Linked DNA regions of Homo sapiens: all the other regions are linked to region 3. The links are chromatin loops, found by intact Hi-C in ENCODE. Cell type or tissue: mammary epithelial cell. All regions are shown on one strand.

Region 1 (8,000 bases), 290 kb before region 3:
CTTGCCAGTACGCTGGGCAGAGCGAAGCAAGCCTCGGAAGTGGTGCTTGTTGGTGTACCTGGGTAGCCTGGCAGTGCGGCTTCGTGAGCCATCAGTAAGGAGGTTATATTCTCCCTAAAATAAAAAGGCCAGCAGCGGTACTCTGTGATTAGAGTCCAATTGAGGAGCTGCAGGAGTCATCGGGCGAGAGCCCAGTCTCAATGAGGCTGTGAGTGGCTTCACAGCTGGCCAGGAAACCTTTCAGAGGAGCTGTAATCAGACCAAACCACAGGGAGTCACAGCCATGCAGCCACAAGGCCTAGAATTTCTTAGTAATTGCTGATTATATGGAATTAGTCACTAAGAGAATTGTCTGCATATGTGATGTCTCTCATCCTCACCTTCCATTTACTTTTAACCCGTCAGGCTCTGTCTCCACTGACGTGGATCACTGAGCTCACCAGTGAGCTCCAAGTTGTTGCATCCAGCGGTCTGGTCCCTTCTGTCCTTTTCTTACCTGCCCGCATCACCTGCAGGGCTGACAGCCTCTTTGCTCATGGCTTGCACAAGGCCTCCAGAGCCTGATTTCGTTCTGCTTCATTGGCTGCTCCCTTTCTATACTCCATGACAAAATACTGGGTGTTGTTTAGGACTTGGGCCTGGCCTGTATTTTATCTTATCCTTTTCTCTAATGGACTCCCTCCATTCCCTTTTCCTAAAAACTTCCACACTCTTAATCTTCTGGCCTTTCCTTGGATCTCTGGACTTGTCTGTTTGCGGCCTCTTAACTGGCATCTGCGATTTCACATGTCCAGAGGATTACTTCCCAGATGACCTCCAACAGCCACTCTCTCTCCTGTGTTGGCTAATGGCACCACCTTTCAGCCAGTCACTCATTGGGCTCAGATCTCTCTGCCTTCTTGCAAAGGCAGTTTAAGTTACTTGGAGTAAGCCTTAACTCCTCCTCCCCTCATCCTTGACATCTGTTCAACAGCAAACTCTATCTGCCAAGTCTCATCCTGCCATTGTCACCACACCCAGGTCCAAGTGGTCATCACTTCTCACCCGGACAACCACAACAGCCTGCTAACTGGTTTCTCTGTCTCCTCCCCTGCATCCCTCTGCCCTGGTTTTCACACAGCAGCCCAGGTAACATTTCACATGACAGATCTGATCATGTTACTGTCCTTCACTGCCTTTCACCTACACGTGGAATAAACCCTGTGGTCTTGCCTGGACCTCTAAGGCCCTGCTTGACCTGAGTGCTACTTGCTGGGCCTTTGGGCTGCTGGAATCACCCTTGCCCTGATGGAATCCTGTAGGTCCTCAACACAGCCCTGCACAGCCAGGGCCTCTTCCGGATATGATTCTGCCTCTCTCCTCCTCATCTCAGCTTCAGTGTCACCTCCCAGAGAGGCCTAGACTGACCACCCATCTAAACTCATGTCCCAGAGCTAAGACATCACCACGCCTTACCATTTCCTTCATATTATTCATTGCAAACTAAAGTTACTTTATTGGAAAAAAAATCTCCACAGTGACTGTATCACATCATCCCGTTTCCTTCATGGTAATCACCACAATGTTTACTTATTTTTTAGAAAATCCAGGCAGCAGATAACAGCTGTCTCTAAGTCCTTTATAAGGATAACATCATTTCATTCCCACATAACCTTGGAAGTCAGTACTATCATGATTCTCATTTTTAAGGATGAGGAACTTTTTTTTTTTTTTTTTTTTTTTTTTTTTTTTTTTTTTTTTGAGATGGAGTCTCACTCTTTCGCCCGGTCTGAAGTGCAGTGGTGCGATCTTGGGCTCAACACAACCTCCAACCCCTAGGGTTCAAGTGATTCTCCTGCCTCAGCCTCCTGAGTAGCTGGGATTATAGGCACCTGTCACCATGCCCAGCTCATTTTTGTATTTTTAGTAGGGACAGGGTTTCACCATGTTGGCCAGGCCAGTCTTGAATTCCTAATTTCAGGTGATCCACCTGCCTTGGCCTCCGAAAGTACTAGGATTACAGGCGTGAGCCACCGCGCCTGGCCTATAGATGAGGAACTTAAGATTAGTCCCTGCAGAACTGGGACTCCCACCTGGGATTCTGTCTGCAGAGCCTGTGCCCTTACGCATCTCACTGGGTAGTAGCCTGTGATTCACAAAGGGAATACAGTAGAGTGCAAGATAAACAAGACCTCTGCTTAACAGTGCAGCCCTGCAGAACTAAGGCTCAAGTGTCCCCAGATAATGAGGTTCTGCAGGTATGTCGGTGGCTGTGTTTTGCCAGGAGTAGCAGCACAAGGACAACAGCAGTCTAACTTTTTTTTGCCCAGACTTTGCTATGAACATGTTTCTTGTCCAGGAAATCCATCTGGAGTTTTCACAGGCCTTGCCAGTGGCTGCTGGGTGTTCCAGTGCCCTCTACCACTCTGCCTTTATGAGGTCCCAGGCAAGGCCTTCTTCTCTTTGAGCTTTGGGGATGCTGGAGGGATGGCAAAAAAGTAAAATAAATCTCAATTACTCAAGCAACAACCCCTCCATCCCTTGAGTGAGCCTCAGTCTTCACCCTCTGTGCTTCTAGGCACTTGGCTCTGGGGCTCAGCAGTTTATTTGCGTGCTAATGAAGCCACAGGCACACTTTGTATTCCATTAATGTCCTGCAGACCCATGTGCTTTTATGGAATTCTAAGCACAACTTCCATTGCTTGATTGCTTTTATACATCAACCAAATATGAAGAATCAGCAAGTTTAAATAAAACAGCACCTTTTACAATAATGGTCCTCCTCATGAACCAGTGAAGATTCTGCTGCTTATTTGTTCAGTGGGGGCTCCCTTTTAAAAAGCACCCCACCCACTTCCCTTTTCATTTTATCCCACTCTTTGTGTGGCTCAAAAACAGTATTCATCCACAGCTGCTGAAATAGGGGTCAACTAGGGTCATCCTTTTTCCATTCAGGGACAAATGTTGGTTCCTACAAGTCTGGAAGTTTTCTACAGTTGGGTGGATGGTGTATGAACTTGGACATGGATTTGAACTCTGAGGAGTCTCGCTGGCTTTTTCGAAGGCACTGGTAACAGTCAAGGGCTCTGTGGGCCACTGATGGGTAAAGAGTAGTCAGGGCCGGGCACAGTGGCTCATGCCCGTAATCCCAGCACTTTGTGAGGTTGAGGCGGGCGGATCAGTTGAGCCTAGGAATTTGAGATCAGCCTGGGCAACATGGTGAAATCCTGTCTCTACTAAAAATACAAAAATTAGCCAGGCGTGGTGGTGTGCACCTGTAGTCCAAGCTACTTGGGAGGCTTAGGTGGGAGGACTGCTTGAGCCTGGGGAGGTTGAGTCTGCACAGAGCTGTGATTGTGCCACTATACTCCGGCCTGGATGACAGAGTGAGACCCTGTCTCAAAAAAGTACCAGAGAAGACTCAGAGAATAGCGGGAAGATACATGATGGAGGTGACTGAAGGAAGCTTCAAGATGGTAAGCATTCTGATTGGAAAGGATGAGGGAGAATCAGGGATAAAGCAAAGGGTGTGCTCTTGGAAAGATGAATTGTCCAGAGGGGCTGGACTACAGATCAAGCATGGGGAAACATTTGAAATATGGGCTAGGAAGTTAAGTTAGGGACCTACGGACAATCTTGAGTGCCAAGGCACTGAAGGTGCTTATGCAGAGCACCCTAATCCGAAGTGTGTTTTAAGGTATTCTGGCGGCAGAATCAAACTACAGAATGACCCATTAGGACACTACTCTCTGGGTTCTGAGGGTCAGTGCGATGGAAAGGAATGGAAGGGATTTTAAGGAATTATGACCTGCTGACGAGAGGTAGGGAGGGGAGACTTACAAGTTATAATCCTGGATCATTAGGAGAAGGGGATTTTTAACATAAATAGGAATTCATCAAAGGGCAGGAAGAAACAGAATTGTATTGGATGTGCTGTTTTGAGGCTTTAGCATATTTGGGTGGAGATGTCCAGTGGGCATGAGGTTGAGATAATTTAGGGACCATTTAGAAGGAACAGCTGAAGACATGAGAGTTGGAGTCATGTACTTGGCTGAGTAAACCACAATCCCTGGCCCTAAAAGGACTCTCTTTCTGTGTGGGGACTGAGGGTTAAGGAGGGGAGTTGGGGGTAGAACCAGGCATATTAAGAAATGAGCAATGAAATGTTCCATGGGAGAAGGAAATTCATGGCGCTAGGAACCAAAAAAGAAGTGGGAGAGGGTGTCATTTCTGCTGGGAGGTGGAGGATGGGAACATCCGGATCCATTTTACAGATAGCTGTAAGTCACCTGATGTGAATGTTTGGGGAATGGCATTGGGTGGGGCCAGGACAAAAGCAGATGCAAGACTGAAGCCCCAGAGGCGCAGAAGAGGAAGAGCAGTCTCACGGCAGGTGTGATCGATCACACTGACCAGACAAGGCCCTCCTGCCACTGGATATATCCTTACAGGGCTCTGGCACACAACCCTGTCTTCCAGCAGTGGCAGCTTGCCTACTTCTTATTCAGCAGAGAGGGGAAAGGAAGCCCTCTTCTGGTGGATGAGTCAGGGGCATCCTGTCCCTGGACAGAACGGCCACTGTGATTTGTCGATTGCCTTAACGTGGCATTTTACAGAACCATCTGGCAAACACGCAGACACAGATGGCATATTCCAGTTCCCTGGAGGGCTGGGCACAGCCCCTGGATGGTCGGTGACTAAATGACCGCAGCCTCCTGGAGGGCAGGGCGCTGACTCCTGCAGGTAGTATGTGAGGCTCGCCCCACCCTGCTCCTGGGTAGAGTGAAAGGCGAGTGCCTGTGAGGCAGCACCATGCTCTGCTCCTCACCATGGCTCAGGTGATGTATCATGGTGAGGAGCAGCGCACCTACTTCCTGCCTCCCAGCACTGAGGAAGCACAGATCCTTACTTTAAAAAGATATTTTTTACTTATTTATTTTTTAAAGACGAGATCTCGCTATGTTGCCCAGGCTGGATTTGAACTGGCCTCCAGGGATGCTCCTGCCTTGGCCTCCCCAGTAGCTGGAACTCCAGGTGTATGCAACAGCACCTGGCTCACTCAGATCCTTACCTTTTTATCAGCATGACTTAGGCTGACATATGCCATTGCTTCACAGCTCTGTGTGTTTAAGGAAGTCCGCCTCCCGCCATGGCACCTCATTTGCCTTTCGCACTGACAGACTAAGACATGGCTGTTTACTGGAGGCATAGAGGTTTCTCACTGCCCAGACCAGCCACACAGCAGGTAGTCTTCAGATAAACGAGTGGGCTCAGCTCACTCATCGGCAAGCAAGCCCAATGCTGCCAGCACATGTGGGGCACAAGGGGTCCCCATAGAGAATGTAGAAACATGCAGACTTCCCCACTGCCTCACTGTGTGACCTTGAGAGATCACTCAGCCTTGCCGTCCCACTCCGCGCCCCCCCCCCCAACCCACCCCAGGATCACATGGAGAGCAGCACCTGCTCCCGGCTGCCTCCCAAGAATATGACGGAGATGAACTAGTCTGCTCCTCTCAGCTGTGCTTGGGTCCCGAGGGCGGGCTGCACAAACACCATGTGAGTACAAAAAAGGAGTCATTTCTGAAAATTCCCTTATTTAGCTGCCTTTTTATAGATCACTTACTTGGTGGAAAGATCAGTCAAATTTTACTAGGACCAAGGGTGAGAGACAGATCTGAGATGGAGAAGGTTTTTACAGCACACAGGCTGGATGGACAAGAGAGAAAACAAAATACCCTGTTAAGAAAACATCTCGTGTGCCAGACTGGAAACCTGGTCATCCAGATGGGGTTTTATGGCAATACCACAGCCAACAAACTGCAATAAATGTTCACCGAAGTAGGGGGAACGAAATCAGACCAGATGGGAGTTATACATACAGTAAAGGCGGGGTGGCATGTAGCCTTGGTTTTGTTCCAAACAGAAGAAAGTTAGGAGAAGATACACTGAGAGAGCCAGGGCTGAGTGACAAGGGCTGGCCAGGTAAGGGGAGGTTGGGTTGGGGACAGTGTCATGACCCAGAACCAGTGACTGAAATGTCACAGGGCACCTTCCCTGGGATGGCTGGTTCTCCTTAAGGACAGCCCATGGCTTAGCCTCTTCCTCTTCCCTTAGCGACACCTGATCTTTTCAGTCTGGATGCCTGCGCCTACAGTTTTGGTGTCTGGCACCATCCTTTTTTCAAGGGAGAAATACTGCTGAAAATGCTGGTAAGATTCCCCCAGCTGACCTCAACCATAAGCTCGGCTGTGATTTAATACCTTCAAAAAAGGTGTTCGTTTCCATTTGATTTTTTAAAATAAAAACCTCAGGAATCATTTCATCAAGGTATATAATACAAACCCAAACTGCAGCCCTGAGGTGTGTATATTGTATCCCCTCATGAAGTGATGACCCCAGTTTCTAAGCTATATTTACAGTATCATTATGTTATTTTCCTTTTTCCTTTACCTCTGTAAGTTTGTTCTTGGCTCCATCCACCTGGGTCTTGATTAGAAATCCATGCTAACCAACTTAAGGCTGGTTATTGGAAATCCATTGTGACTGACAGAACAAATGAAGTCTCTTTATGTTTAGTCAGCACAATCTGCATCTTCCTTGTGCCAGCAAAGGCCTCTGAGGTTTGGGGAATTTGAAAAACTTAAGGGCTTAGCTTACAGATACAATATCCAAATGGCTCCCACTGGAAATAGCGAGTGGGATTTCCATCCCGTGTTTCTGGCACAGTTAAGTCATTAGGATTTGTTGAGGGCATTTTTCTGCGCAGCTTTTCTCTTCCCGCCCCAAGCAGAGCAACTGCCATTTAACTGCACGGCCAGAGGCTCTGGCAAAGTACAAACAGAGCTATTACAACTTGGAAGGAAAGACAAAAAGTGACAATAAATCAGGAAGGTAGTGAAGTTCCCCACAAGGCAACCTTCCATCCACCATCAGCTTGGAGGCCATCCTATAAACAGGCCCGCTGGATCAAGTGAGCTGACTGAAAATACACTGTACCCTTCCCCTCCAACCCTAAATCCCCAGAAATGGCAGGAAAGACATTTTTTAAAACCCCTGAGCATCTTAGAAAGGAGTGCTCTTTGTATATCAGAAATCATGCTCAATCATAAAAAATGAAAGGCAGATGTTTTCTTCTTCCTGAAGAGAAAACCACAATGCAAAATGAATGCAGAAAAATATTCTGCAAAAGGAAGAAGGGGATTCAGAGGTGCTCCAACCAGAGGTGTTGGCTACCAGAACAGGAGGGGACCAAATGCTTGGGTCAGATACGCAGACTAGAGGGCTGTTATTAGCCAGGAGACACAGAAAGCCCAGGAGACAGCTTCTGATATGACCCAGCTGACAGCACTTTGAAGGACCTGGCTACATTTTCTGGGTGGCAGACTGTAATAAGTAGAAGCAGGACTCTCAAATGGGATGGCCGGGTGCAGTGGCTCATGCCTGTAATCAGAGCACACTGTGAGGCCAAGGCGGTTGGATCACATGAGGTCAGGAGTTCAAGACCAGCCTGGCCAACATGGTGAAATCCCATCTCTACTAAAAATACAAAAAATTAGCCAGGTGTGGTGGCGTGTGCCTGTAGTGCCAGCTAACTTGGGAGGCTGAGGCAGGAGAATTGTTTGAACCTGGGAGACCGAGATTGCAGTGAGCCGAGATCGCACCACTGCACTCCAGCCTGGGCGACAGAGCGAGACTCTGTCTCAAAAAACAAAAACAAAACCTCTCGAACAGGTGACCTAGGAATTTAAAATACAAGAATGAACACACAAACAAGAACCGCTGAATATTTAAAGAAAGCAAACACCAAGAAAGAGTCACAAAACTCAACTATGAAAAGAATTACATGTGAAGAAACAGAATTAATACAGCAGACAAAAAAGATGAAGGAATTTAAGGGCCGGGCAGGGCACTGCATGCCTGTAATCCCAACATTTTGGGAGGCCAAGATGGGAAGATCACTTGAGCCCAGGAGTTTGAGACCAGCCTGGGCAACGTAGGGAGACCCTGTCTCAAAAAAAA
Region 2 (8,000 bases), 210 kb before region 3:
CTGCTCAAGTATTTGAGTATCTCCTACGTGCAGGAACTGCTATGCTGGTAAATTAGGCAGGTGAAGTCCCTGCCCGCGTGGAGCCTGCACTCTGGCATGACAGCCAGATAAAGCTTGATAACACACAAGGAAATGAGCACAAACACAATCCATCCTCAGGGAGTGCTCCATGTTATGAAAGAAAATGAAGCAGGGAAAGGGAAGCAAGTGGCTGCCTGAGAGTGAGGGATGAGGCATGACTCTAGAGGGGAGGGCGGGGGGCCTTGGTGGAGACAGCTGCCGAGGAAGGAGGGCTCCAGGCGGAAGGAACAGCCAGCACAGAGCCCCGGGCAGGAGAAGCAGCTCAGGCTGGAGGAACAGCAAGCCAGGAGGCCAGAGTGGCTGCAGCTGGAAGAAAAACAGGACAAATGGCCAAGGAGGCGGCCAGAAGCAGGGACCGCCCTGTTGGCTGCGTGCTGAGGAAGCTAGAAGTCACTCTAGGCTTGAAGGATTTGAGGGTGGGAGCACAATGACCTGACAGCAGATTCTGTCTTTCATCCCCAGTACCTAGCACAGCCCCAAGTGAGTTTGCTGACTAAATGAAAAAAAAAAAGCTTCTATGTGTGGGCAGAGAACATGTGTCAACACTGGGCAGGGAAGGTCACTCCCCTCCAGGAACTCAGTCTTCTCAGGAAAGAGGCTACCACCAGTTATAATTAACCCATGTATTTTTAAATGAGGGACGGAATGAAAAGAATGGTTTGGGAAAATGAGGATGCCCCATGGCGCAGATAGGTGGACACTGCCTTCTGTGTGAGGACCAGTGCAACAGACGCCACCTCAAGTCAGGAGGTCCAAGAAGCCCCACAGGAAAGACATCCATGTAAATGTGTTTATCCTTGCACTTCCCAAACTTATTTAATTATGGAACTTTGTTGGAGTACAGGTCATTTATTAATTCCATAAAATACAATTTGAGAGAAGTGAATGGCGGGATCAGTATAGGGCTCACATTCTACAATGATAAGCAATTTCTAGGCTGTTTAAATCTGTCTGGCTAAGGCAGAAGACAGAGTCCTGAAGCTTGGGGCTGCCAGGGTTAGAGATTTATGATGCCCTTATGAACTTAGCATGTTGGTATGAACTTAGCATGCTGGTATGAACTTGGCATATGCATGGTCTGGTTGCAGGGAGTTGTGTGTATTGTAACATAAAGCCCGGGGACTGGGTTCAGTTTAGTTGGGGGAAGTGTCTTCACTCCTCAACATAATTCTGCCTGGCTTAAGCTGTACCAACATACAGCTCTCAATGGCTTTGATGTATTTTATTTGGCCTTAGATGCAATCCAGACTACTGATCGCTCCTTCCTTATTAGAGCCTCCTCTGCCCCACTGGCTTCCAGAATACCACTCTCCTCATTTTATTCCTTCATCTTTGGCTGGCTGACTGGTGGATTGGTTTATTACCTCATTCATTCATTCCCACTACTATCTTTAAACACATGTTATGTGCCAGGCCCTGTGATAATCTCTGAAGATATACTAGGAGATGAAACAAACATGCTTCCGCCTAGTGGAATTTAGTGGGAGAATCAGTCAAGCAAATAAATACTATTACATAATTTAAAATGTCAACGTGATAGTAAGATACAAATGGGGCAATGACAGAGTCAACAGTTATCATCTGCAAACACCCTGATGTCTCCCAGCTGCTTTTCTTCAGCCCAGGTCTCTCCTCTTGGTGTTTTATCTGAATGCCTACTGCCTTCTGAAGCACCTCCGCTCAAATACTTCAAGACACTATAAACCCATGGGCAAACAAAACACGATCTCCACCTATCATATAGTTCCTGCCCCAAGCAAAACAAAACTCAAAGCAAAACCACCTGGTCCTACTTCCTATGTGCCCTATTGGCGAATGGCCCTGTTATCCATCTGTTGTACAAACAAACTCTTATGGGGCATACACACCCCCCACCTTCAATCGGTTTCCAATCCTTCAGCAAATCTTGCCAATTTTACATCTTTATTAAATCTCAGCTGCCACCACCCTAATCTGAGCAACAATTTTGCCCATCTAGAGTTCTGCAATAGTTTCCAAGCTAGCCTCCCCAACTCATTCTTCATCTATGGATTCTTTCTCCACACTACAGTGATTGATTCAAAATGCAAATCTGATTATCTCATTCTCTTCCCCCACTATTAAAAAATCTTTCAGTAGCTTCTTGTGGATCTTTGGGTAAAGGCCAAACATGGTCTCTGTCATGGCCTGTAAGACTCTGCATGGCCTAGTTCCTGCCTACCTCTCCAGTCCCCCTCTCACACCTCTGTGTCCTCCATCCATGAGGATCTTCAGTCACCTCCTTAAATGCATTCCTCTCCCTCACTGGATGCTATTCTCTTCCTTGACCTGCTTAATTCCTACTGATCCTCCAGCTCTGAGGTCAAACGCCTTCCTAGAGGAAGCCTTCTTGTAACCCTAGACTGAATCAAATTTCTTTGGATACACTCTCATAGTACTGTGTTCCATAATGTTGTAGCACTTATAGGATTTTAATTAAACCCAAATATGTAATATTTGATTAAAATCCCTCTCCCCAACAAAATTTTAACTTCCAAGAAAAACTCATTATAAAACTCAAGAAAACTGACTATATGCAACTCTTCTTTCTCCTGGTTCTTCTTCCATCTCTCCCATACATGTAAACATGTCTGTCCTAAGATATGCTGCTCCTCCCTCTTTTGACTCCACACCCTTCAACCACAGGGATCACCTTAGCTCAGATAACTTCAAAGCCTCTTCCCTCAACCTCGATCTCTTTCCAAATATCCAGGTAGGCAAGACCAGTAGTTTTGTAACATTTTGACTGCAACCCAGTTAGAACATTCATTTGGCAACTTACTGCCTACAAGGATGCAAGAAACAAATTTCATGAAACAATACTGTCACTTGCTTTCCTATTAGCCTTCATTTAAAAATACTTTTTCATGTAATTTCAAGACCCAACAGTAGGTCACACCCTGCAGTTTAAAATACATCATACCAGATATTTACACATGGATATTTCTCTACAACCTCAAACATAATATGACTATTTCCCAACTCACTTCTCAACACAACTTCCTAAGGAATATATGATCATTCTCTTAGTCACTTAGGAACAACACATTGGAGTCATTTTGGATTCCTCCTTCTTGCCCAATCCAAGTAGTTGTTAAAACCTATTGGGATTCTTCCACTGCAATGTGTTGGCCCCCATCCCATCCCTTCCCTTCCCACCATCATAGTTCAGATATTACTGTAATTTGGAATACTGCAATAGCCTTTTAAACTGGTTCCCTACTTCCAGAATTTTCAAATAGAAGTGACTTATGTTTGAATCACAATTGTATCAGAGCAGAAAGCTTCAGTTCCATTTTGACCAACAAAGTAATGTGTAAGGGACTGAAATACATGTGACTTCATCCACTCAGCAAACCCCTTGAAAAATTAAATTTTAATTCAGGCTGCCTCACATTTCTAAAATTTCTATTACAATCCAGAAACCAAACTCTGGCTTGGTGGCAAGGGCAGGCAGACTCACCCATGTCAGCAGTAACCATGGTAGACTGGTTTTCGGGGATAGAGACAGAGGTCTGGTCTTGGTCCATGCTTCGAGAGTCCTCGTTGACCTCGTGTTGGCTCTGGCTGAGTTCTGATCGCAGTTCTGAGTACTCATCTTCCTCCCTGAGAAAAAAGGAGAATTGGCAACCACTAACAGAGGATATAAGACAACCCCCTAGAGAATATGTCTTTTAAGGACAAGAAAAAGACATTGAGAGAGAAAACAGATTTCTCCCCCAGGCCACAGGGACCAGGATTTCTCCCAGGCGAAATAGATAGTCACATCTATGCTCAGTGAGTGAAGCTGAAAGGTTGCCTCTGTGTCCACAAAACATACCCATGTACCAAACGAGATTCATCTATCAGCCTGCAGAAACTCTTCCCCTTTAAAGATTCCTGAAGAAACTAGATTTCTTCGCCTCCTCAAATTCCGAGGAGAATAAGAACTAAGGCTACTAGCACTGAGGCTGCTGTGAACCAAATAACTAAGAGTCTAGCGCACAGCAACAGCATGCCCTACAATCTGGAGGGGCCCACAGGGGCTTCCTTCTTGAAGGAGGCTGGAGGTTGGAGATGGGGTTAGAGCTATTGGGAAACCAGCACCTCATCTGTGCAGATCAAACTAGACTTTTTTGAAAGGTATATGGATCAGCATGTATAAGAAAGACTAGGCTAACTTCCCAAAGAAAGTAGGTAGAACTAGGGGGTAGGAAGAGAGGATGCAATGAGGAGAAAACAGAACACTGAATGAGAGAACACCATTCAATGGTCTATTTCCTTTAATTTACACTTGCTAACAGGAAGACAACATTTAAACCCCACTGTGTTTTATTTGTATACACACATCTACCTCTTCTCAGCCCTTCAGAGGTCCCTCAACCTCTGGTCTCTTCACTGTACTATTAGCAAGCTGAGAAACTTAGAATTGCAGTGTGTATTTCAGAGCACGTGTACTGTCCCCTTCCCACACCACCACCATCACCACACATACACTGGACACAGGTATGGAGACAGCAAAATGAACCGTCTTTGAAGGATCTATTTTGCAAGTGAACCAGTAGGGGGAACTGTCAGGGGATTTAACTGGGAGTGGAATGCCCACTTGGGTCTGCTCAGCTTCAAGGGCAGGTTGTCTGTGAAGAAAGCTAGGAATCAGAGAAATCTCAGCCTGGCATTCATTTTAAGTTGTCAACAACCAGAGGAGAAGAAAGTCTACAGTGTTGGATTCTGGGTGGACCAAAATGATGAGTGGCGATCATTAGGGTTTAGGGAGGCAAGCGGGAGACACATCTATAAATCAGAGAAATGTGAAGAACAGAAATCTTGGTTCTCTTAAGATATCAAATTTCTCCCAGGAAAGGGATTCAGCTGAGCCCGTGCTTTATAAGGTATTGTTAATAAAACCTACCCAGAAAACTGGGAAAGCTTTATGTAGATATAAAGCCCCATGACATGGAAAATATGAATTAGAGAGTGGTGAAGACAAAAAATACAGGCTAATGTTCTATGAATAAGTTAATTATTAGACATCTGCAAAAGTCAACAATAATTAGGTTTAGGAAAGAAAATGATTAAAAAGCACTCTTAAGTGCCTTTTTGGTCTACAGGATGATTGTGCACTGATAGATACATTAGCTCTCCTTTCAGTCAGCACTTAAAATTCTGATTTTAGTTAAGGGAGATTTTGTGTATGATGAATAAATTACCTTTGTTGCATGGCCAACGTAATCAGCTTTGGCTCAGCCGAGACTTTTTTGCAGCCAAGAAAGCAAGTGATAAATGCTGCTGCTGTTTCTTTGGTATAAATGGCATTTGTAAAATCTTTAATAGCCACCTTAAACCTGGCTTGGCAGATTCGAAAACATATATTTCCTGCCAAATCTCCTGCTTTGTACAAAATTACTTCTAGAGATTACTAGGATGAACTTTATAAAGCAGTGAATTGGGAAAGTATGGGAAAGGGAAGCTGTTATTGCAGAAACATTCCCTACTGAGGTCAGAGCACAGTCTGAAGGAGAACCATACCACATTAAGCAGTAGGTTTTCTGTGTCACAAAATGCAAACTAAAAATTCCCATTCAATGTATTTGAGCACCAAAACAAAGATAGGAACACAAAGACTGCACAGATTCTGTCTTCAAGGAGACAAAGATGTTCACAAGAAGGATGCTGTGGGTGAACACTGGTGGAATATCTGGGGCTGCCAGTGGGGAGTGACCAAAGAAGACCTCCTGGGTGGAGCAGCGCTCAAGATCAGTTAGGACCTAATTTCAGTTACGTCACAAGTGTGGAATAGCACAGGCAAAGGCTCAGAGGAGCTGGGAACGTGCAGAACTTGGAGGGGAGCAAGTGGTTCACTATGACTGAAACCAAAATATGGCACAGGATGGAAACATGAGGCTGGAGAGGCACTCATACTACTTGTTGACTAGGCAGTGTGAGCAAAAGGAAAATATATTGCACCGGAGGATGCAAATAATCAGGGTTAGATGGAAGAAATAAAAATACAATGTGGAAAGTCTAGGAATTCAGAGGAAGGAGTAAATGTTGCCAAGATCTTGTGTGGAAACAGATAAAATGAGAAGAAGAGAAATGCATTCCAGCTATGGTAATCATTATAAGTATTCTAGAACAAAAACGACACATGGCAACAAAGTAAATAGTCATCAGAGGTGGAAAGCTACCTTGCGAGAACAGGGAAGATTTTGTGCCACAAAGAGTGAGGTATAAAAATGTTAAACTGAGCTTAAATATTAGAAAGTTCATGCACCCTGTTGTGTCTCCCACTGACTTTGGTAAAAAAATCATGGAGCTGCATATCCTTATCTCTCATTGGCATCATTCCTGAAAGGGGGCTGGAACCTGGGACCGGGAAATGACAAAAGCAATTCTCAGAGGGTCCTCTGTAAACTAACTCGATTTATGATTGCAGTATGCGTGGCAGACTGCATCAGGAGTATTGTTCCATCAAGAGCTATGGAGTAAGTAAAAAACACCAAGAGTCCCTGGCAGTTTTATAAAGACAAGATTTTGAGTTGTGCTTCTGCAGTGGCTCTGCACAGCCTAGAGGATGCCTGGTGAGGCTAATGACACAGCACAACAGCATCTCAAGATGACTTCTGTTTGTTGTATATACAGGCATTCTTCTCAAGCAATAACTTATTTCTTTGGGGAAAAAATGCCTCCCAAAAAAACACCAACTGCTATTGCTGGTGATGAAGAAGAGGAAAATGTAAAAACATGGAAAAAAAGTGTCCATTTAAAACCAGAAAAATAGCACCTCTGATAAACTGATAAATGTTGAAAGTGACACTCTGTAGTGGTAGGTTTATAATAATGGAATGACAAAGTTCTCAGGTGTTTCTCCTTGGAACATAAAGGGTCAACTCACAGGATTCCAAATGCATATTCTTTCATTCATGTAGAAGCATCTGCGAAGTGCTTCCAAGTTGCTTTAAGAGATGCAACCATTAATGTTTGCTCCTAGCTTAAACAACAACATAACAAATGTTCCTCAGGAGACAGGCATTAGATTGTACACTTGCCTATGTAATGACCAGCAGTGGCAGAAAAATCACAGGCTGGCAGACTGGAAGGGATTTTAAAGACTGTTTTAGCCAGGACCACTACCTTTATTTTACAAACAAGATAAATGGGGCTTCGAGAGGCAACTTACCTAAGATTATGCAACCACTAGCACAGCCTAATTCCTAAATTTCATACCAATGAGACAATATGTACTTGACCTTTGAACAACATGTATTTGAGCTGCATGAATCCATTTATATGCAAATTTTCTTTCCATAAATATATTTGACAATTTTCTGGAAATTTGTGACAACTTGAAAAAAACTCAGATGAATCGTATAGCCTAGAAATACAAAAACAAACTTTTTTTAAGGTATGTCATAAATGCATGAAATATATACATTAGGTTGATGCAAAAGTAATTGCAGTTTTGCTTTTGAAAGTAATGGAAAAAACCGCAACTGCTTTCACACAACCTAATAGATACTAGTCTATGTGTTAATTGACTGCTTATGTTATCCGTAAGGCTTCAAGTCAACAGTAGACTATTAGTAGTTAAGTTTTTGGTGAGTCATGAGCTATGTGTGGATTTTTAACTGCACAGTGTAGGGGTTGGTGCCACTATCCCTCATATTGTTGGGGTTTTTTAAACTCTTATTTTAGGTTCATGAGTACATGTGAGGGTTTGTTACGCAGGTAAACTCGTGTCTTGGGGGGTTTGTTGTACAGATTATTTCATCACCCAGCCCAATACCCAATGGTTATATTTTCTGTTCCTCTCCCTCCTCCCACCATCCACCCGCAAGTAGGCCCCAATGTCTGTTGTTCCCCTCTTTGTGTCCATTTGTTATCATTTAGCTCCCACACACAGTATTCAGTTTTCTACTCCT
Region 3 (8,000 bases):
AGAAACTCCTAAGCTGTTTGCTTGAAAAGATAGGTATGTGTGTGTTGGGGGGTGGGATTTACATTTAACATAAATCTCAGCTGGGCGCAGTGGCTCACGTCTGTAATCCCAGCACTTCGGGAGGCCGAGGCAGGCAGATCACCTGAGGTCAGGAGTTCGAGAGCAGACTGACCAACATGGTGAAACACTGTCTCTACTAAAAATAAAAAATTTGCCGGGTGTGGTGGTGTGAGCCTGTAGTCCCAGCTACTCGGGAGGCTGAGGCAGAAGAATCGCTTGAACCCAGGAGGCAGAGGTTGCAGTGAGCCGAGGTCGTGCTACTGTACTCCAGCCTGGGTGACAGAGTAAGACTCAGTCTCAAAAAAAAAAAAAAAAATATATATATATATATATATATATAAAAATCTCATCCTCTATGTACTCTTTCCTTACTAAGATATTGCCTACCAATTCTTTTGTGATCATAGATTCATCACTAAGTTCCAAGTCTGGGTTGCAATGAGGAGAAAACAGAGCTGGAATTAACAGAAACAAAAACTGAAGGACAAAGAGCAGCTGACATTTGGGCTTTTTAAGTAATAATTATTAGGTTGGTGCAAAAGCAATCGTAGTTTTTGCCATTAAAAGTAATGGCAAAAAGCACAATTACTTTTGCACCAACCTAACATTATTATACCTCAGTGTGGAAAATATGAGGAATATTTAGGAAAAACATTAGGAATACCTAATAGTATTATTCCTCAGTATGAAAAATAAATCTGACACATATAAACATGAAATAAGATGTAACAACTAACAAATGATTATTCTTCTCAATACAAGTATAATTGACACCATAATTCACAGATCTACTAATCCTTTTCTGCCTTTGTACCTGGCAACATTCACTTCTTGAGCTAATGTAAATGCCAGTCTTATAAATACGACTTACCTCTCCCCTGAGAGAAATAAATGACATAGTAAGTGTTAGATTAGAAAGGAAGAGGTGGAGAGGGTTAGGTTTGAAGAGGGACTGGCCATCTGAGAATTAAATGAGATGATGCTGGCAAAGCGCTTCTACTGATATCCTACATGTACTAAACACTTAGCAAACGTGACCAGTTATTCATAGGAATAATCGTAGGAACACATTAATTCCTTCTGCCTGCTTCTGTCTCTAGGGAAAGGTTTTGCCCTGATCCATGACAGAGACTATTACCTAAAAGATACAAGTGGGACAGGGCTAGGGAAGAGATTATCCCTCTGCCCCAGAAGAATCTACTGAGAAGTTAATGTGGGATCCACCTCTCTTACTACTAATGGTTTTCCTCTTCACTTTTAAGTCTAGCTGAAAACAACCTCCAGCATTCTCGGCAATTAGGATGAAGTCTCTGGGTTTCAAATGCATCTCTGATAGATGCCTCTAACTGCATCAACGTGGCAGATGCATTTCTCTCAGCATTTAATGCTAATCCTCCTTGTTGTCTAAGGATAAATAACTGCACAATCGTGTCAGGAGGCCCCAACATAAATTCACCAGGGGTTTTAATTACTCTCCAGTGACAATATCTCATACAAAATCAGAGAAGTGAAAATCCAGTCAGTGTGTGTACATGTGTGTTTATGTCCCAGGCTATCCCCAGAACAGTCTGGGGATCATCATTTCTGTTCCAATAGAGGAATAAGACCAGGAACCCATGTCCAGTTCAGATGTGTGAGACAGCACTGCACCCTGTCGAATGGGTCCGAAGAACAAATGATTTCCCAATGACACTGCCTGCAGCATCCCTCCTTCCCTTGGGGGCACATAAATGAGTAGCTACAAACTCAAGCTGTGGAGTCAAACAAACCTGGGTTCACATCTCAGCCTGCTACATGCTCACTTTTTCATGCCAGGCAACCTCTGTAATCCTCAAATTTCTCACGGGTAAATGGGGATCATACCTATATATGCAGCATAAAGTTGTGAGGATTAAGCAAGATAATCTATGCAAAACAAGTGACACAATATGTAGTGTACGGTAAATCCCCAATGAATATTAGCAACACCAAAAGAAATGCAGAGGGAGTTCCTGTCCCTTTGTTGCAGAGGACATGTTGCTATGAGGGTCCAGGTGTTCTTCCTCCCACCCAGGCCTCTAGTTGGGTGAATTGGAAGAAGAGCATCTTATCTCCCACCTGGGCCTAAGAGTAAAGATGGTGAATAAACTATATATATACACACACACACACACACAGAAACATATATCCACACATACATATATACACACATACATATATACATATATGTATACACACATGCATATATACGTATACACACACATATATAAACACAACTGCTGTAGATCTCACAAATGAAAATGCTAATGTCTGCAAGTTCATTCTATACATAACTTTTATAAATCCAGAAAGCCATACAAACTAGTTTCAGAGGATTATCTCTTTCAAAGAAACAGTCCAACAACCAAAAGTAATTAATAATAGATACAATTCTTTATTTAAGGTCTCATACTTCATCAAATAATCTACTGGCATACTTTTTAATGTCCCTTTGCTTTCTCCTCTTGAAATCCATTATACTATCCAACTGCAATGGAACTTCTCTCCTCCCTACCCCATCCACTCACCTCCAGTCCATCCCTTTAGTGTATATAGATCAGCTTAGCCTCTCCTCCAGAAAGCAGGGCTCCCTTCTACTTAGAAGAGGGGCAGGAGAGGAAAACTGAGTGATCTAAAACATAACTGTCCTTGGTGATCATGAAGAAGGGGGCAGCAGTGCAGTCATCTAAGTGACTTTTGCCTCTGTCAAACTAAATTTGGCCTGAATTACATAAGGACAGTTGAGTCCTCATGTAATTAATTGCAGTCTAACTTAGCACATAAACTAACTGAAAGCCTAACTTAGGAGTATAGTTTTGTAACAAATAGCTGAGTCTCAGTCAATCACAGGCAGCCAGCTGATCAGACCATATTCAAATAAGGCAAATGCCAAGCTGTAATCAATCAAGTTTCTGTACCTGACTTTTGTCCTGTCCATAAATGCTGCCGCCCATGTAATGGAGCAGAGCTCTCTGAACCGCTTCTGGTTCTGAGAGCTGAGTGATTCCTGAATCATTCTTTGCTCAGTTAAACTCTGTGAAATTTAATTTGTCTAAACTTATTCTTTTAATACCTCTGCACATACAAAATACAAGAATACATTCCTGTACCTTTTTTCTCCCTCATTCTTAATTCATGACTTTATTTTCAAATACAAAGATGCAAAGATAGAAAACCTTACTACCCCAAAGTAGGAAGTATGTTTCCTATCTCTCCTTTGCCTTTTCTTCAAAAACGCAAAAAGTCATTAAGATGTTAATGCTGAGATAAGTCATTGGAAGAAGGATGGAAAAGAAACTACAAGAAATGATAGACATGGTGCTGCCAAGCAGCTACTCTGTTTTTATAAAATACTTCAGACATAAATGGCATTTGTATTCTGTGACGAAAACCCCTCTTCCCCTCCCCTACACAAAAGGAAAGGCAAAGAAATGCAAAGGAAGTGGTAATTGCCAGGTGTCTAGATATGGGACCACTGCCCTCTAGTGTACTTGAAATTTTTCTAAATCCCTTTATCAGAGATCTTTACCTGAAAGATAGTAGGAAACAGAATAAAACATGAACCTCTGTTGAACTATCCAATAGAATCATTTTAAAAAATACTGTCAATTATTAGGAGAGTGATATGACGGCTTCCTACCACCTCACTATCTGTTGGTGCCAACACTTTCTTCAGGTCCTACACATGGACCTGAACAAGGTTTCAGTCCAACAGATTGCCAAAGGGCAGAAGAAATATTAAAAGTATTTCACAACTAGTGTGGCATACGCACTAGCTAACCAGAACAGATGCCCGGAAGATGCCAGCTGGCAGCAATTCTGCCTCTTCCCTTTGCAGGGCCAGCATTAACCCCTTAGATGCTGAACTGTGGAGAGGTTCTGGGTTCCTGGCAGAGGGACTAGGTAGCCAAGAGAGTAGGGGGTCTGGGACAAAAGCATGTCAATATTTCAACGATCTGTACTGTGGTGTTCTGGCTGAACATTCACTCTGCTAAGAGGATTAGAAGACATCAGAAAAATAAGCCAGTACCGCTGAGCAGAGCAGAAGAGTGACTCAGCGTCCACTAGCAAAGATCTGAAGTAGCTCTTCCTCCCAGCAGCTGTTCCTTCTCTTGCCAATAACCAGGGACATCCTCTAGACCAGGACAGGGGTATAGTAGTGTTAGTAGCGGATGTCAGGAAATCTACCCTACAGTCTTGGTTCTACTACTTTTGTGTGTCCTTAGGTGGATATTTTGATCTGGGCCTCCATATCCCTGTTTTTAAAATAAAAAGGTTAGACTGAAGTTTTTCAAGGATCCTTCTCTCTGTAGGTAGAAATTATTATTTTTTTCATGATCTGCTTTTTTGTTTGTTTTGTTTTGTTTTGTTTTGTTTTGTTTTGTTTTTGAGATGGAGTTTCACTCTATTGCCCAGGCTGGAGTACAGTGGTGCCATCTTGGCTCACTGCAACCTCTGCCTCCTGGGTTCAAGCGATTCTCCTTGCCTCAGCTTCCCGAGTAGCTTCGAGTACAGGCACCCGCCACCACAACCCGGCTAATTTTTGTATTATTAGTAGAGACGGGGTTTCACCATGTTAACCAGGCCGGTCTTGAACTCCTGACCTCAGGTGATCCGCCCACCTCGGCCTCCCAAAGTGTGGGATTACAGGTGTGAGCCACTGCCTCTGACTATGATCTGGTATTTCCAAGTGAATTCTACATACAAGATCATTCAGCATAATTTTTAATGACAATACCACCTTGAGAACTCCTGATGACAACAACGTCATCTTGAGACAGCTCTTAGACTATAAAAAAGTGATCAGTAAATATTTCGAAATCTCCTTGAAAGATCTCATTTCTTTAGAATTTTTTTAGTTTCTATTTCCAAATACTACCCCAAATGTAGCCACTTGTAAGTAACTTTCTTTTTTGATGTTTCCTTTATTTTTTGAGACAATGTCTTGCTATGTTGCCCAGGCTAGGGTGCAGGCATGATCATAGCGCACTGCAGCCTCCAACTTCTGGCCTTAAGCAATCCTCCCACCTCAGCCGCCCAAGCAGTTGGAACTAGAGGTGTGTGCCACCATCCCTGGCTATAAATAAGTATTTTCCTAAGATTTACTTAATTCTTTGAGTTAACTGGCAAGATAATAAAGGTGATTTAAAGAAGGATAGAAGAGGCCAGGGACAGTGACTTACGCCTATAATCCCAGCACTTTGGGAGTCTGAGGTGGGAAGACTGCTTGAGCCCAAGAGGTCAAGACTGCAGTAAGCCAGTGCATTCCAGCATGGGTGACAGAATGAGAACCTGTCTCCAAAAAAAAAAAAAAAAAAAGGAATAGAAGAAACTAGTACATATAAATCCAGTAGAAAAAAATAATGCTGGCATAGGACTGCAAAGTTAGTTACAAAATGGTTGCCGTTTTACTAGGGCCAATAAAATATAACATTTGGGGTTACCTTCCATGCTGGGCAAAAGTAGTTTGTATCTCTACCAAACAAAAGTCATCAGTAACTTACCGATCTTCTGCAAATTAACATCCAAATTTTACAGATTCTAGACTTCAATTAATAGCAAATAGCCAAACAAAGCTACACCTCCTGAAATATCAGCTGATTCTTAGAGGATCTAATACGACTTTGAAAGAGCACCCAGTAATCTTTTTGCTTTATTTCAAAATTTCTGAAAACTCTTCTTAAGAATTTTCAAATCCCTTGACCCTGAAACATCAAGGTAGCAGATCTCAATAAGAGGGAGAATAATAAGGACTGTGGGAACTGAAAAGTGTAAAAACAAACAAAAAAACTCCTCGGTATTTTATGGTTGATATGAAAAAAGGGGGAAACAAACCAAAAACTAATGTGAAACACAAGAAGCTGATCAAGTGTTTAAACCAAAAAGAAGACCTCTGTCTCTCTCACCACTACTACACCAACTCTTATTCACACACCTTTTAAAGATGTTTCTGTATTGGATGAAACGTGTGGATGTGCAGTATTCTCCAAAGTAACCAATAATGTTGTATCAAGTTTCAGTTAATAACGACTATATTAATAATTTTGATCATATAGCAAATGAGCATGATAATACACAGTTTTAATTCGATTTTCAATTCACAGGTGTTAAACCAGCCTAAAGTAAAAAGGCTGCTTGGAGTTTTTGACTGTTGGATACACAGAGGAGCAAAACTTGCTATGTCAGTTTTTTAATTCGCATGATTTTATTTGCACAACTCATGACTTTTTTTCTCCTTTAAAAATGTAAATTACTTTTGCAAAAAAGCATTAAACACAAAATTAAGTCTTAAAATGGGCAAAGTTGAAGCCAAGTCATCCAAAGGAAAAGACAGCCTTGAGCAGCAGGGTGCAGAATACAGACATTACCATCTTCATCTGCATAGAAATGAGTCTGACTGTGTTTACAGCTTCATCATTTGAAATGTTACAGAAAAACTCATGAAACAGTGCACTTCCCCACAGATAGCTGGTATGTTAGATAACTAAATGCACAAAAACAAAATGTCTTTGCTTCATATATATTTATATATATATGTATATATGTATATATGTACATATATGTATATATGTATATATGTATATATGTACATATATGTATATATGTATTCACATATACATGTATTTATATATCTATATAAATACATTATAAATTTATATATCTATTTGAGGGAAGACAAGGAGACAAATGATTACTTTTACTTTTCATCAACTTTCTGTTATGCACATGGCTTCTTTTATAGTATAATTAATTTTAGTGTACATCAATTAATACTTTTATTAATAAAAATAAAGCTAATAATACTTTAAAAACCAAGTAGTATAGCTGACAGAATCTATCTAGACATTGCTATTTCATTCAGAAATTTATCTCTGCTGTATATAGAAAGTGAAACTTCTGTTATGTTTTATGTTTTAGAATATTTATATATATTATATATATATTATATACACTTTTTGGGGGGATAGGGTCTAGTTCTGTTGCCCAGGCTGGAATGCAGTGGCGTGATCTTGGCTCACTGTAACTTTCACCTCCCGAGCTCAAGTGATCCTCCCACTTCAGCCTCCCAAGTAGCTGGGACCACAGATATGTGCCACCACGCCCAGCTAATATTTGTATTTTTTGTAGAGACATGGTTTCACCATGTTGCCCAGGATGGTCAGACTCCCGGGTTCACGCGATCTGCCCACCTTGGCCTCCCAAAGTGCTGGGATTACAGGCATAAGCCACCATGCCCGGCTGTATTACATATATATTTACAATACACATTTTTAAAAAATCAGTCTCAATCACTTGGAAGTGACAATTCAAGGTTCTGATTTCTGATTTTTTTTTTTTTTTTTTGAGATGCAGTCTCGCTCTGTCGCCCAGGCTGGAGTGCAGTGGCGTGATCTCAGCTCACTGCAACCTCCGCCTCCCGGGTTCAAGTAATTCTCTGGTCTCATCCTCCTGAGTAGCTGGGATTACAGGCACGCACCACCACACCCGGCTAATTTTTGTATTTTTAGTAGAGATGTGGTTTTACCATGTTGGCCAGGCTGGTCTTGAACTCCTGACCTTAGGTGATCTGCCTGTCTCGGCCTCCCAAAGTGCTGGCATTACAGGCGTGAGCCACCGTGCCCAGCCAATGTTCTGAATTTTAAAAAAATCAACCCTATATTCTAGGCCATTCCTTAGCCCTTTTCTCAAAATTCCAATATTTTATTTGTCCTATCCCAATTCCCTGAAAATCTAAAGGGTGACAAGCATGCTCTATGCTGAAGAATTTTTTGTTCTTTGACTCTGAACAATGCCCAGAAGAGGGTGCTCATAGAACAATCAGCCTTGCTTTAACCGCAAAGCTAGCACACATCCTCTAGATCAAAGTTTGGTAACCCCAAATTTGGCAAGTACCATAATGATTGTAGTGTGTTAAGACTGCA

Evidence for each region. Peaks named below come from ENCODE experiments on the same cell type or tissue, not always from the same donor. Only the 100,000 strongest peaks of a DNase experiment are listed, where the experiment ranks them.
Region 1: it touches region 3 in a loop (3.0-fold over the local background); 16 of 110 quality-filtered maps call a loop at or near these places.
Region 2: a loop joins it to region 3, with 9 times the contacts of the local background. A loop is called at or near these places in 5 of 110 quality-filtered maps.

Annotation. Positions count from the first base shown.
Region 1 is chr5:113,034,314-113,042,313 of GRCh38, forward strand. All of the region lies in intron 17 of MCC (MCC regulator of Wnt signaling pathway), which reads right to left. Among named protein-coding and RNA genes, the nearest start is that of DCP2, 62 kb to the left of the region's middle. RefSeq lists an enhancer at 1-518. In mammary epithelial cell, a CTCF peak has its summit at 4,508 (motif pointing left); DNase peaks (open chromatin) are centred at 308 and 4,658; H3K27ac peaks cover 1,505 bases.
Region 2 is chr5:113,119,122-113,127,121 of GRCh38, forward strand. It overlaps MCC (MCC regulator of Wnt signaling pathway), which reads right to left. Exons shown (of 19, transcript NM_001085377.2): 6 at 3,563-3,705. Among named protein-coding and RNA genes, the nearest start is that of DCP2, 150 kb to the left of the region's middle. RefSeq lists an enhancer at 1-383. In mammary epithelial cell, CTCF peaks have their summits at 3,005 and 4,633 (motif pointing right); a DNase peak (open chromatin) is centred at 3,130; H3K27ac peaks cover 1,377 bases.
Region 3 is chr5:113,327,187-113,335,186 of GRCh38, forward strand. All of the region lies in intron 3 of MCC (MCC regulator of Wnt signaling pathway), which reads right to left. The region is part of intron 2 of LOC124901045 (a long non-coding RNA gene); the gene reads left to right. Among named protein-coding and RNA genes, the nearest start is that of TSSK1B, 100 kb to the right of the region's middle. In mammary epithelial cell, CTCF peaks have their summits at 3,565 (motif pointing left) and 7,885 (motif pointing right); no DNase peak of the experiment used is centred here; H3K27ac peaks cover 348 bases.